Linked DNA regions of Homo sapiens: region 2 is linked to region 1. Evidence: read pairs that join two places in POLR2A ChIA-PET (ENCODE). Cell type or tissue: PC-3. All regions are shown on one strand. Links, peaks and the distances in the headings refer to the core of each region. The heading gives the core; the rest is flanking DNA. Region 1 has its middle 380 kb from the start of LINC00882. Region 2 has its middle 190 kb from the start of LINC00882.

Region 1 (7,759 bases), core at 1,606-6,605:
CACTAAATGCCCACATCGGAAAGCTGGAAAGATCTCAAATTGACACTCTAACATCACAATTAAAAGAACTGGAGAAGCAAGGGCAAACAAATTCAAAAGCTAGCAGAAGACAAGAAATAACTAACATCAGAGCAGAACTGAAGGAGATACGGCCACGAAAAATCCTTCAAAAATCCTTCAAAATTCAGCTCCTATGAATGAATCTAGGAGCTGGTTTTTTGAAAAGATTAATAAAATAGACAGACTGCTGGCTAGACTAATAAAGAAGAAAAGAGAAGGATCAAATAGACACAATAAAAAATGATAAAGGGGATATCACCACTGATCCCATAGAAATACAAACTATCATCAGAGAATACTACAAACACCTCTATGCAAATAAACTAGCGACTCTAGAAGAAATGGATAAATTCCTAGACATACACACCCTCTTAAGACTAAACCAGAAAGAAGTCAAATCCCTGAATAGACCAACAACAAGTTCTGAAATTGAGGCAGTAATTAATAGCCTACCAACCAAAAAACACCCAGGACCAGACAGATTCACAGCCGAATTCTACCAGAAGTACAAAGAGGACCTGGTACCATTCCTTCTAAAACTGTTCCAAACAACAGAAAAGAGGGACCCCTCCCTAACTCATTTTATGAGGCCAGCATCATCCTGATACCAAAATCTGGCAGAGACACAACAAAAAAAGAAAATTTCAGGCCAATAACCCTGTTGAACATTGATGCAAAAATCCTCAATAAAATACTGCCAAACAGAATACAGCAGCACATCAAAAAGCTTATCCACCATGCTTAAGTTGGCTTCATCCATGGGATGCAAGGCTGGTTCAACATACACAAATCAATAAATGTAACCCATCACATAAACAGAACCAATGACAAAAAAAACATGATTATCTCAATAGATGCAGAAAAGGCCTTTGACAAAATTCAACATGTCTTCATGCTAAAAACTCTCAAAAAACTAGGTATTGATGGAACATATCTCAAAGTAATAAGAGCTATTTATGACAAATCCATAGCCAATATCATCCTAAATGGGCAAAAGCTGGAAGCATTCCCTTTGAAAACCAGCACAAGACAAGGATGCCCTCTCTCACCACTCCTATTCAACATAGTATTGGAAGTTCTAGCCAGGGCAATCAGACAAGAGAAAGAAATAAAGCGTATTCAAATAGGAAGAGAGGAATTCAAATTGTCTTTGTTTGCAGATGACATGATTGTATATTTAGAAAACCCCTTCTCAGCACAAAAACTCCTTAAGCTGATTAACTTCAGCAAAGTCTCAGGATACAATATCAATGTGCAAATATCACAGGTATTCCTATACACCAACAACAGACAAGCAGAGAGCCAAATCATGAGTGAATTCCCATTCACAATTGCTACAAAGAGAATAAAACACCTAGGAATACAACTTACAAGAAATGTGAAGGGCCTTTTCAAGGAGAACTACAAACCACTGCTCAAGGAAATAAGAGAGGACACAAACAAGTGGAAAAAAATTTCGTGCTCAGGGATAGGAAGAATCAGTATCATGAAAATGGCTACACTACCCAAGTAATTTATAGATTCAATGCTATTCCCATCTAACTACCATTGACTTTCTTTGTAGAGTTAGAAAAAAACTACCTTAAATTTCATATGGAACCATAAATCAGCCCATATAGCCAGGACAATCCTAAGCAAAAACAACAAAGCTGGAGGCATCACGCTACCTGACTTCAAACTATACTACAAGGCTACAGTAACCAAAACAGCACGGTACTGGTACCAGAACAGATATATAGACCAATGGAACAGAACAGAGACCTCAGAAATAACACCACACATTTACAGCCATCCGATATTTGACAAACCTGACAAAAACAAGCAATGGGGAAGGGTTTCCCTATTTAATAAATGGTGTTGGGAAAACTGGCTAGCTATATGCAGAAAACAGAAACTGGACCCCTTCCTTACACCTTATACAAAAATTAACTCAAGATGGATTAAAGACTTAAACGTAAAACCCAAAACCATAAAAACCTTAGAAGAAAACCTAGGCAATACCATTCAGGACATAGGCATGGGCAAAGACTTCATGACTAAAACACCAAAAACAATTGCAACAAAAGCCAAAATTGACAAATGGAATCTAATTAAACTAAAGAGCTTCTGCAGAGCAAAAGTAACTATCATCAGAATGAACAGGTAACCTACAGAATGGAAGAAAATTTTTGCAGTCTAGCTGTCTGACAAAGGTCTAAATCCAGAATCTACAAGGAACTTAAACAAATTTACAAGAAAAAAAAACCCCATCAAAAAGTGGGTGAAGGATATGAACAGATGCTTCTCAAAAGAAGACATTTGTGCAGCCAACAAGCATATGAAAAAATGCTCATCATCACTGGTCATTAGAGAAAGGTTAGTCAAAACCACAATGAGATACCATCTCAGGCCTTTTAGAATGGCGATTATTATAAAGTCAGGAAACAACAGATGCTGTAGAGGATGTGGAGAAATAGAAACGTTTTTACACTGTTGATGGGAGTGTAAATTAGTTCAACCATTGTGGAAGATAGTGTAGCAATTCCTCAAGGATCTAGAACCAGAAATACCATCTGACCGAACAATCCCATTACTGGGTATATACCCAGAGGATTATAAATCATTCTTCTGTAAAGACACATGCACACATGTGTTTATTGCAGCACTATTTACAATAGCAAAGACTTGGAACCAACCCAAATCCCCATCAATGATAGGCTGGATAAAGAAAATGTGGCACATATACACCATATAATACAGCTACAAAACAGAATGAGTTCATGTCCTTTGCAGGGACATGGATGAAGCTAGAAGCCATCATTCTCAGCAAACTAACACATGAACAGAAAACCAAACACCACATGTTCTTGCTTATAAGTGGGAGTTGAACAATGGGAACACATGGACACAAGGAGGAGAACATCACACACTGGGGCCTGTCAGGGGTTAGGAGGTAAGGGGAGGGAGAGTATTAGGACACATATCTAATGCATGCGGGGCTTAAAACCTAGATGACAGGTTGATAGGTGCAGAAAACCACCATGGCAAATGTATGCCTATGTAATAAACCTGCACATTCTGTACATGTATCCCAGAACTTAAAGTAAAATTAAATAAAAGAAAAAGAAAAAGGAGTGTAGACTTGCCGTCATTGCAGAAGCAGAGCTTATTATATTACTAGATGAATTAAGACAATGTGATATAATTTCAGAGAAAACCAAACTGCCCAATAGAGTGGGACTAGGGAGACCAGAAATAGGTCCAAACAACATATGAGAGAGCTGGCATTTCACATCACTGGGGAAATGAAGTTCTCTTTAATAAACAGTGATAATTTTCCATATGTAAAATCAATTAATATGAATTCATGACTTAAATGTGAAAAGCAAAGTTTTAGAGATTTTGTAAGTATAAGGGAATATCTTTATGACCTATAGTTCAAAGATTTTTAAAGCATTATGATGTTAACTATAAAAAATCTTAAAATTCTACATTGCTTCTTAATGAGTCATACAAATATATATACACTAAAACTTTATTTAACCTATATGGCTGCTTTTTACATTATAAGCCAGATAGTTCATAGATCGCAAAGAGCTAATTTCAAAACATTTTTCATAAGAAATAATCTTGCAGGGGAAATAAGCCCAAAACCCAACTAAGAAAGATAGTCCATGGATACTCAATAATCATTTATTAGAGAAAAATGAATTAACTTGAATGATATGAATAATTAGAAAAATAATTAACCTGAACTAGAATTGAGATATTTATTTGTTGCTGTTGTTGTTTTAGTCTTAGCATCAAGTATGTATTTTCTTTAAAGGCCATTTTTTTAATCCTAAAAAATTTCAACTGTAAATAAAATCCATCTCAACCCAAAAATCATTCTCTCAAACAAACTTGATTTAAGCAAGAATGTAATAGGAGAAAAGTGATACCTGCCTTCTTTTTCCATCCTATTCAAAGCATTTTTCTTCCTTATCAAATACTATTACTACAAGATTTGGATAGTCCCCTTTTATAAGTCCTAGAAATTTTGCCTGTGCATTTTGCCCTCATGTTGGTTTAAAGCAACTGAATTCCTGCAGTTTATTAAAGCTTTTCTGGGTTGTTCAAACCATACTGACCACAATAATTAATACTGGATAATTTTAAATCTAGTCCCTAGACATAAATTCAGGTAGTATACATACACTATGATTCTGCTGTTGTCCTTAGGGTTACACTGACTATGCCTTACCATGTAATCAGATGGAATATGTTGAAAATAGAGTAACTGATCTCATTTCAAACCTGTGAGTCATTGGCATTAGTTATCCAATGAGTTTTGTAAGCAAAGTCATGTATAGAATGTATACATATGTAGTTTTGTCCTATCTTATTTTTTCTACTTTTTACAGGGTCTTCCTAAAGTAGCAGATAGTCACAAAAATGCTCAAATAACTAACTTTATAAATGCTAGTTTCCAACCTATTAATTAAAAAAAAAAGAAAAAGAACACTTACCAATGAATGTACTTAATTCAAAAATGGTTTCTACCAACATTGTTCTCAACTCTAATGTACCTGGTAAAATAGCCCATGTATGCTTCTTTGAAATTTTGCCATCTCATTACTTACACCAAAATCAATCTTTAAAAAAACAAAAACAGAGAGACAACGTTGATGTTTGGTCTAGCAGTGTTGCTAAGTATTTTAAAAGCAGCAAAGAGTAAATTGAGAACCACACAACTAATAGTCCAAAATACTATTGTTATATGCCCCTCATCTGCAGCTTGCCTAATGATTTTCCAAATATTAAAAACCAAATGGAGTTAGTGAATTAATGGTCATTACAACACCCATCAGCACGTCTATAAACCATGTGTACAGCTTTATCATATTTTACACACCAAGCAAGAAAGTCAATTATTTGTGACTTCTCTTCCCAGTTAGATTGCACCTCCTCAAAGGCAGAATCATTTTCTTTCCATTTCGCTTCCCTTAGAGTGCCTCATGCCTAGTTGGCTCTATGTGTTATTAATTAAAAAAAGAAAACTAAAACAGAAACTAAGGTTGAATTGTGGCTTGAAACAATGGATGGAAGTAACGTAAGTGTGGAACTCTCTTTAATCTGACCCCCTTAAATTATTCTATATGCAAACAGTTTTTAAAGAAGTCTCCTTAAATGCAAATCACTGTCAGGTTCCATATGGTCACCAAATAAAATATTTCTGAGGCATTGTTTAAAACATCGCAAAGTAATACATTGGAAACAAGTTTTAGTCTCTGTTTCTAAGATGAGTACACAAAAAGATTTTTATCAAATCATTTGAGTTATTGACCTCTTACAAATAAGAATAATGCATTGGAATTTGGGGACTCAGGGGAAAGGGTGGGGGTGGCAAAGGATAAAAATTACACATTGGGTACAGTGTACGCTGCTCGAGTGATGGGTGCACCAAAATATCAGAAATCACCACTAAAGAGCTTACTCATGTCACCAAACACCACCTATTCCACAAAAACCTATTGAAATAAAATATTAAAAATTAAAAAGAAACAGTCACGGGAATGGTTTTACACTGAACAAGCACTTTCAACAAAGGCTTGGAGCTTTGAGTCCTTTTTGAGTCAAATAGCTTAGTATTTTAGGCTTTTGTTCTCTCTGGTAAATATGAATACTCTCCCTGAAAAGGATAAGTTGTTTCGTTTCATATCTTGTAGCAGTGTCTTCAGAGTTAAAACCTGTTACTTCATCTTTCTACTGAGTGATAAGTCACTTGGGCTTTCACCAGTAGCTTTGTGCTTAAGTAAATACCTCTAAATATAATCTAGCACTACCATCAGCTTACCTAAAAAAGCACCCCTTCTATACAATTTCTCACATCTTCAAAAGAAACAAAGATACAGTAACTGGAGGGTACAGTGCTCCAAAAGATAGACTTTTCCTGCCAGGCTTGATCAAACATCACGAATTCTATAGACTTTTCTGTATCAATAGCTTTGTAAAACAAAAATCCTTCCATAAATGGGATGATAGTGAAAAGTATGCTGGTTCTGTGATTGCTCGGCATAAAATTCATTAGATTCTAGCCTGCATTCCTTCAGCATCATTTATAGCTGCAAGAAAAACCAACAGCACCTCCAACAGCAAAAACAGGAACAGTGAGCTCTGGAATTCATGTCATGTTTATTTTGATAAAAGAACTATATTCATTTCAATGAAATTTTGACAAGAAGCGGCAGCAGTGATGAGTTCATTTCCTTGAATTCTCTTTGCCCAAACAGCCTAAGAACTTACCTTTTCACAGAAAGACATTTCTGTGACCACTTTATTAAGTTTTAGCTAAGAAGCAATGCTTCCCATTTTTCATACATTTGAGAAGTCAGTTTACGTAAAAGCAGCTACCCTGAGGACTCATTTTTATGAATCAACTTTTACTGTTGTTGCCAAGAGCTGACATTAGCATGCAGATTTTGAAGTCATTTTAAGTATTGTCTGTTAATTAACATTTACTTTATTAATGTAAAATTTACTAAATCATTCTTTGTTAGAGATTCAAAAATTTAATGTATTCAAATGACTATATAAGATGCACGGACATCTCACATTTTAAGTGTTAGTAGCAGCTAATCTTTCAACGAAATTGCTTCAGTTCTCTAAAATTTGTTTAGAAAATTTCCCTTTAATGACATCACATTTAGTATTGAACCTGAAAGAGAATGTAAAAAAAGAGAAAGAAAAATAAAACACAGGCCGTAGAGACAAGAGAAGATATTTTGACCATAAATACACAATTTCTCAACCTGAACAAAGTTCGAGTCATGCAATTTGATATAAATTGCCCCCAAGAAGAAAAGCAGTGAACAATAAAAAACTATTTTTAATAAGTGAAAAATCTGTGATAGAAAGTTAGAAATGTCTCAACTACTGACTAGGGTTTCAATGTCCTTATATATCAATCATTGCAAGAAAATGTTTCCAGTTAGTTTTGACAAGAAATGAGTGAATATGTTCATTTTACTACTATAACATATCCACAGTCTAAGAAATTGTGAAGCTATAATTTGGAGTAATTATTTATATTATAACCCTCTCAAGTTTATAAAAGGATTTATACCAGAGTTGTTTTAAATATAGTAAACCCTGCAATGCATTAAATATTGACTCAAAGATTATTTCCTATTTTGTCATGGATCAGATAGAAAGTTGATAAGAATGATTGATAATTTATCAAAAGTAAGATCTAGCAACTTGGAAAATAAGAAGTTACGGTTCAATGTTCAATTTCATTTACAGATACTTTTCTCCCAGAGATTTATCTCTGTATAATGTGTCAGGATACACAGAATACAGAATACAATTAACTACTTAATTATACTCTGTATTTAGTAGTGTAGAGAAATTTAAATGAACTTTTTTTTTTATCTAACAACAAAGAAATCTATGGGATATCTACTACGGGACAGATACTAAATGGAAAAGACAGACATACACAGGTGAATAAGACATGGATGGTACTGTTGTATTCACAGTTTAGTGGAAGAAATAGAAAAATGACTAGTAACTAAAGTACAATGTAAAAAGTGTTCTTTATATGGTGTTATGGAAATACAGAATGGAAGAGGAGTTAGGGAAAAGTTCACAAAGAAAGGGTTTTGAGCTGGGTCTTAAAGGAAGAACAGGAGTTCAGTAAGTAGAAAGAAGAGGAAAGTATCTCCATCAAAGAGAGCAG
Region 2 (7,759 bases), core at 922-5,921, 190 kb after region 1:
ACAACAAACCCACATGACACAAGTTTACCTATGTAGCAAACCTACACATATAAACCTGAACTTAAAATAAGAGTTTAAAAAAAGCCATGTGGCTATGCAAACTTTTTATCTTAATATACTACCCTTCCTATACCAACCTTTCTACCCCACCTTCCCCATCTCCCACAGACATACCACGAACTATTTATTCCTGACTACTCAGAGTTTTCCAGATCCACGATACACTTTCATTGCTTTCTGCCTCTGATTATGCTATTCTATTGCCTGGAATTTCATCCCCTATCCTTTCATGTGTCTGATAGACTCTTACTTTGACATAATTCAAATGCCCCGCCTCTCATGGAAAGCCTTCTCCTGTTGTCTCAGATCAGATTCTCCATTCTTAGTATTGCACCCTACTTCATATATACTACTTCATCAGAACTTACCATGTAATATACTAATTATTCATGTACTTGTCTTCCCTGCTAGGTACTGAGTTTTTCATAGTTAGGAAATGCCATTCAGCTTCATACTACAATGGCCTCAAGTGCCCAGGTCTTATTGAATTAAATTGAATATAAGGTAAGCACCTTATAAGGTAAGCATTAAATATGTTTGAATAGGTGGTGGTGTCAAAAGCTAGATTCATACGATGCTCATCCAAGTTTGCAAAACTGTAACTCATATTTTTAATAACTTTTATTAAGAAATAGCTTATTCATATTTCCAGAAATTTCAGAAAATAAAGTTTAAGAATTGTATAAAGGGAACCATTTATTTTATTTCACAACGATTAGTTTAGTCATCCCAGCAGTATAACTGGAGTTCAGAGCCTCAAACTGGCTTAATATAGTTGGTTTCAGTGAATTAAGGAATAAAACTGTACTCTATTATCAAGGTACAATAACACTATGCACTGAAAAAGCACAGAGGAAGTAAAAGGTTAATTGGAATTTAAATCAAACCCCATTTTAGTTGACTAAATAAGTCTTTAATCAAAAGGTGGAAAGCAGCATTAAACACCGTAATAAATATGTGTTATCATCTGAGATCTTGGCTTGTAAAAGTATGATAAATCAAGAAGTGAACTTTATTACAATACAAACAATTTTACAGCATATAAGAACACAGCTAGCTGTGACATAGAAACAATCTGACTAAAGCACAATTTACAACATAATTTGAAATATAGCAGCCACTGAGTAAAAGCATAAGTCATAAGCAATTTATCCAGCAGAATTAATGACAGTGTTAGCCCAAACCGATACAACTATGTAGACACCTTGGAGACCACCTCAAATTCTAAAACTTGTTTAGAACTGAAATCAAGTGCAAACCCTGATACAATCAAATGGTCATTGAATGACAATAAATATAGGTCATTCTGAAGTTTAATTTCTAAGTATGAGGTATTATTTGAAAATTTGTATTCAATCATTTATTTTTGTTATTGCATTAACATGAAAGTTACTGCATTATATTGTCAATAATTTGTTTCAAAGTCAGTAAAAAGAATTGCAAGCTGTCAACAATTGTAAGAGCTTGTGCCAGTCATACTGACAGAAGCAATTCACAGCCTTCTTTGATGAACACTCAAAGAATGTCCAAAATTGTCATGCCAGGAAATTCTATTTTCTCTGAACTTACAGTTTATCCCAGAAAATTGGTATTTCATTTCACTAGGATAAAAAAAACCTGCATCTGCACTCCACTGCTTTCTCACTCTGAGACACGTGACTCAGATGGTATCTCCATCCTGAGGAAGGCTTCAGGAAGAGATGAGGGAACATTAATGTTCTTTTTAAGCAGAAAGAAACAGAAGATTTACTTGTTTCCCTCTCAGAAAAGATCATCCTCCTAATTAGGTATTTCATCAACACTGTATTTCCCACAAATGTAAAATTCTGTATATTCTTTCAGTCCATCTATAAAGATAAAATTTCCCACAAAGCTGACAATCATTACCATTAAGTGACGCTTATGAAGTCCTAGATTCGCATAACTGTGTGTGGAAAATTTATAATAAAATTTAAAGGCAGTGCTCTCCAGAATTACATTTACATATTCAACTTTTTTAATCACAGAAGGAATCATATCGAGATGATAACTCTGCAATTATCTGCACAGTTGCTGCGATCACCAACAAGAATAATACCTATGAATACACAGTGTGACCAAAATACTCAGAATTCAGTACCAGTAGTTTTATACTAAAGAGTGAGAAGACATTATCTGTCTTCGATTTGCCTGTAATTTATAGAAGAATGTGGTAATGAAGAAAGACTCAATCTAAGAAGCTCAGAATATGCTAGATTAAAACTCAGAAGAGCCTGGGTTCTTTAACCTCAGGCTTACTGTGTTCATGCTGTAGCCTTCATCTCCTTCCTTTGGGTTCAACATAATACTGACTTTGCTTCCTACTGATGATTTATATCCAAAGTCATGGTGACCAGTGTGTTATACAGTGGTATACAGTGCATACTGTATAATTTGAACCTATGGCATTAGCAATTCCAACAAAAAGTGACTGCTGATTCCAGAATTCTGCCTTAAAAAGCTAAAAATGCACACACAATATAAGAAATGTCCCTTCTCCCCTGTAGTGTAAATGGCCAAGCTAGAGCCTAGAGAGCCTGTCAAGGAACTTACTATCGTTATAAAATGCCAGAGTTGCAATCAATAGTATCTTCTGACATTTCAGAAGAGCAGCTCAGCAGCATTCACACCCAGGTTGGTCACGTTCCATGATGCCAAGAGTGAAACTGACAAAGGCAGCACTCACAAGCCAACGAGTTCAGCTGATGCTAGGCTTGCCATGCACAGTGGCAGGGCACTGACAGTTTCCACAGCTGCTTAGAGTCAGTGAAGGAAGGAGTATGAAAAAAAATGGAAGAAGGAACTCCTCTCATCCTATTTTAGCTTATTAATTCTTGGCAGATAGTTTGACTTCCCACTTCTGCCTCTGCCTGAGAATTTCTAAGCTCTGAGCAGTGTCATTTTTCCTTGACTCTGATCTTCACATGGACAGCGAAGGATCTTAGGGGATTTGAGCCTCCCTAAATTAAGGTAATTTAAATTGCTACTAAACATATTACAGCGGAAAGGTATGAGCAAGTATATAAATATGCCTCTGATTGTTTTATTTTTGCCACAGGGAGATCTCAAAAAATTAAAATTATTCATGTAGAAACTTCATAACAATGGAAGTTTTCCTGGAGAAAAGCAAGTATATACCTATGTTACACTTAAATCACCCCCAAACTACCCTTTTTTGCCAAATTGAAGAATAATAGATTTGAATTCAGTTATCCCAGAAGTAAACATGTTTCTTTAATTGCCTTCTTAAAAGTCTTATTAACATTTTATTGTAACACAGGTTGAACCTCATTTCTATGAATATTTCCTAATGAAAACTATGGCTCATGTAATTTCTTTTCTCTACTTCGTAGCAATTGATAATTGAGTTCAACATCTCCAACTATCTAGCAATTATTCTGCGGCCATACTTCATGTAGACAGTGCAGAGCAAGGTGGAAGGGGGTATTAGAAAGCATGGATCACTAATAGATCTGCTTTGGGAAATGTTTAAACCATTAACCTCCAAACCTGTCACTCAAAAGAAAAATTGTCTCTCTGAAGGGTAATGACACACATGAAGCTCAAGAACACATTGGTCACCCAATCACCAGAATTGAAAAAGTAATCTAGTTTAATTCAAAATCCAACCAAAAATATCTGTGGGACCACATTGAGCAAGGCACTGCGAGGGACACAAAGGCAGAGGCTGTGTGCCTTAATAAGCTCTCATAAATAACTCCAATGCAGGCTTCCAAGTGATTTAATTGGAGTGGAGAGGAAGCACTAAAAAAGTGAAAGATCATATTTTTTGGAACAACTAGAAAAATGGCATGGAGGATTTGACATTAGGAATAAAATTTAGCATAAAGAGTTTTTCTGGAAATTTGTTTATCCAGTCATTTTTCTCTCAAAAATAAACATGAAGAGGAGGTAATTAATATGAATATAGTAAACTTTTTGTAGCTTTTATAAGCTTTGGGGCAAAGAGCAGGCAGAATGATTTAATTCTTATATTTGATCTTCCTCTTCCTGTATCTGCTACTAATTTACCTGGTATATACGGTGTTTTTTTTAATGTAGTTGAATATAATTAAATGTCTAAATATATTTTGACATAGTTATGCTATAGAATATTATGCAGTAGCTTAAAAATAGATAAATTTATGTGTAGTTAGATGAATAAATTTCTAGAATATAAGTTGAATGAAAAAGTCAGTTGTAGAAAGTTGCACACAGTATATTTGCCAGAAACATTAAGGAGAATTATAACTTATTAAGTTCTATTTATCTAAATTCTAAGCCCATAAAACTCAATTCACTTGAACCTCTAGGTAATAACTTTGAAAACTTGGTGTAGGCCAGTGCAAGAAAGACATTCATGTTTTAAGTTTTTAAGATAGATTCAACTTCAGGAATGGTATAGCTCTGAAAAATAGTCAACAATTATATAGAGGGACAAGGACTTGAGGATGGTGGTGTTGTTTAATCACTCTCTCTCTCTGTACAGTATCTAGGAGTGGCCTGGAAGGCAGGGGCTGTTCCAGCTCTGCACTGGGCTTTCAGCTCTGCTACCACCAGGCACTCTATAGGACCTTGGCAATGCTCATAGCCAAAGCTCTTGTCTTGAATGCTTCTCTGTTTCATTCCCACAACTTGTGAATCCACTGGCCATCATGTGCCCAAAATATGTCTTATTAAATAAAATCAAAAGCTACTAATATCAAGCAGCAGGGAAAGAGAACGATTAAAAATACACTTACAGACAAGCATTTACCAACTATATTCTACAGACTACTAGCCCTGGGGGATTCTCCATTCAGAAAAGAGGTCAATGTTTAGAAACCCGCAAGAAACCATAAGCTTGTATGAGAGAGTCACAATTCACAATAATATATTTACACATATTAAACATTCTGAGAAGTCACGTAGCAACAGATTCTGTGAGCATTGTTTAATATTTCTCTCTTTAAGCTCCAGTCCCATCTGTCTCTTCAACACATCCAAAGGCATCCAAAACTTCATGTGAGAGAATCTGAACTTATGGGTTACGGCCCCAACCTGATGCTCCTCTTGTGACTCTTAAAGTGAGCAAGCCATTCATCTAGTTGTGCAGGTCACACTAGTTTAAGCCACAAAGTTTAATCCCTCTTTCTCTCACCTTATATATACAGTCCAACACCAAATCCTGTTAATTCTACACATACGAAAAGTCTCCCAATTTTGTAAATTTTTCTTGTTCTCTGCCATTCCCACTGTCATACGTACTACCACTATCTCGTACCTGAACCACTGCTGTGGTCCCTTACCCAGAACTCTCATATCCATTACAGTTTCCTGTATCAGTCTTCTCAGGCTACCGTAACAAAATACCACAGACTGGGCGGCTTAAACAACAGAAATTCATTTTCTCACAGCTCTGGAGCCTAGAAGTCCAAGATCAAGGTGCCAGCAAGCTTGGTTTCTAGTCAGGCCTCTCTTCTTGGCTTGCAAACAGCCACCTCATTTCTGTGTCCTCACATGGCCTATTCTATGTGGATGTTACAGGTGCAGGGTAGGGAAAGAGGGAAAGGGAGAGGAAGAGAAAGATCTCACAACCTCACACGCTGGTGTTTCTTCCTCTTCTTATACAGGCATGAGTCCTATCCGATTAAGACCCTTCCTCTTACTTCACTTAACTTTTATTACCATCATATAGTCCCTATCTCCAAATAGTCACATTGGGGTTTGGGTCCTCAGCATATGAATTGTGTGTGGACACAATTCAGTCCATAACACCCATGTCTACTCTAATCTCCATACTGCGGCCAAAATGTTACTTTAAAATGAAAATTTGATCATGTCACTCTCTTTCAAAAATGGTCTTTAATACAACCATAGACATTTTGCTCATACGGGCCTCCACTTATCCTCCCTGTGTGTGCTTCTGGTACACTTAAACTTCTTCAAATTCCTCACACTTCATGATTCCATTCATCTCAAGTCCTTTGTATGTACTCGTCCATTTCTGCATTGCTCTGCCTTCCCTCTTCTCCTGGGAAGCCTTCTCTAGACCCCAAATAATCCAAACCTACACAAGATCCTCCTCAAATAGTCTGCCATAACATTCTATACATTTCATGTACTTTCATCTCATTTTGATTATATATTTGTGTAATTAGTTGATTAACGTCTGTGTTTATTACCGGACCATAAGCAACATGAAGGCAGCAATGATATTAATTTGTTTATCATTATATCTACAGCATCTTGTACTGTATTCACCAGATAATAGATAATAAATATTTGTTCAAATCCCATTAAAAAGTGGTCAAAGGACATGCACAGACACTTTTCAAAAGAAGACATACATGTGCCCGATGAGTATATGATAAAAAGTTCAACGTTACTGATCATTAGAGAAATGCGAATCAAAACCACGATGAGATACCACCTCACACTAGTCAAAATGGGTATTAGTAAAAAGTCCAAAACTTACAGATGTCTGGTGAGGTTGCAGAGCAAAAGGAATGCTTATACACTGTTGTTGAGAGTGTAAATTAGTTCATCCATTGCAGAAGACAGTGTGACAATTCCTCAAAGACCTAAAAACAGAAATACCATTTGACCCAGCAATCCCATTCTTGGGTATATCCCAAAGGAATAGAAATTGTTCTGTCATAAAGACACATGCATGCATATGTTCATTGCAGCGCTATTCACAAGAGCAAAGACATGGAATCAACCTAAATACCCATCAGTGGCAGAGTGGATAAAGAAAATGTGGTACATATGCACCATGGAATACTATATAGCCATAAAAAATAATGAGATCATGTCCTTTGAAGGGACGTGGATGGATGTGGAGCCCATTATTCTTAGCAAACTAATGCAGGAATAGAAAACCAAATACCACATGTTCTCACTTGTAAGTGGGAGCTAAATGATGAGAACACATGAACATTAGAGGGTATATCCTGGCAAATACATGCATAGGAAATTTTCCTCAAATCTAGGATCCAGAAGGTCACATATCTGTGAAAATGAATAAACAGAAAGCAGAATTCTGATTAGGGGAGTTTTAGACAGATTCTGAAAAAAACTTCAGATGGATTTTGATGGGAGCTCTCTTTTTCTTTCTCTTATATCAATTGGTGACTCCGTGATCAGAATCAAAGTCCTGTTTCTCAGGTACAGGGACACATATATGTGTGGTTCAAAATTAGTTATATGCTTTTTGCCTCTAATAATAAATTATTTTATCACCTGATTGTAATAAGTGTGTGTATGTGTGGTTACGGCGGATGACGGTGATGTGTGTATTTGTCTGGCTCCACGTGCAAAACAAACAAACAAACAAAAAAAAAAAAACATGCCTCTTATTGCGGTAGGGAAACTACAAACAAAAGATTTTCTGGAAATTATAATTTCTGCTACGTTCGAAGGTCCTGACAACTCTGAGACATTATGATTATACTTTTTCATATTTAAGAATTAACACCTAAAATAGATAGGTGATACCTTGAGATCCAAGAGAAGTATCACCAAGGTTGCCTTTGGTTGACAAATATACTAGAAGATCTATTCTCACAAATGGCATGAAGGGTGAAGGTGCTATCACTAATACCGGTAAATCGAGTTGCCTGATTGTCTAATTCCATAATGCTAATATAAATTCTGTTTTTCATAATTACCTAGGGATTCACATAAAAGATAATAGGAA

What was found. Peaks named below come from ENCODE experiments on the same cell type or tissue, not always from the same donor. Only the 100,000 strongest peaks of a DNase experiment are listed, where the experiment ranks them.
Region 2: POLR2A ChIA-PET joins it to region 1 with 5 read pairs; 3 of 35 experiments call an interaction of 5 or more read pairs at or near these places.

The regions. Positions count from the first base shown.
Region 1 is chr3:106,856,076-106,863,834 of GRCh38, forward strand. No RefSeq gene overlaps it. Among named protein-coding and RNA genes, the nearest start is that of LINC00882, 380 kb to the right of the region's middle. In PC-3, for the core only: a CTCF peak has its summit at 6,186; a DNase peak (open chromatin) is centred at 4,316.
Region 2 is chr3:107,043,262-107,051,020 of GRCh38, forward strand. No RefSeq gene overlaps it. Among named protein-coding and RNA genes, the nearest start is that of LINC00882, 190 kb to the right of the region's middle. In PC-3, for the core only: no CTCF peak of the experiment used is centred there; no DNase peak of the experiment used is centred there.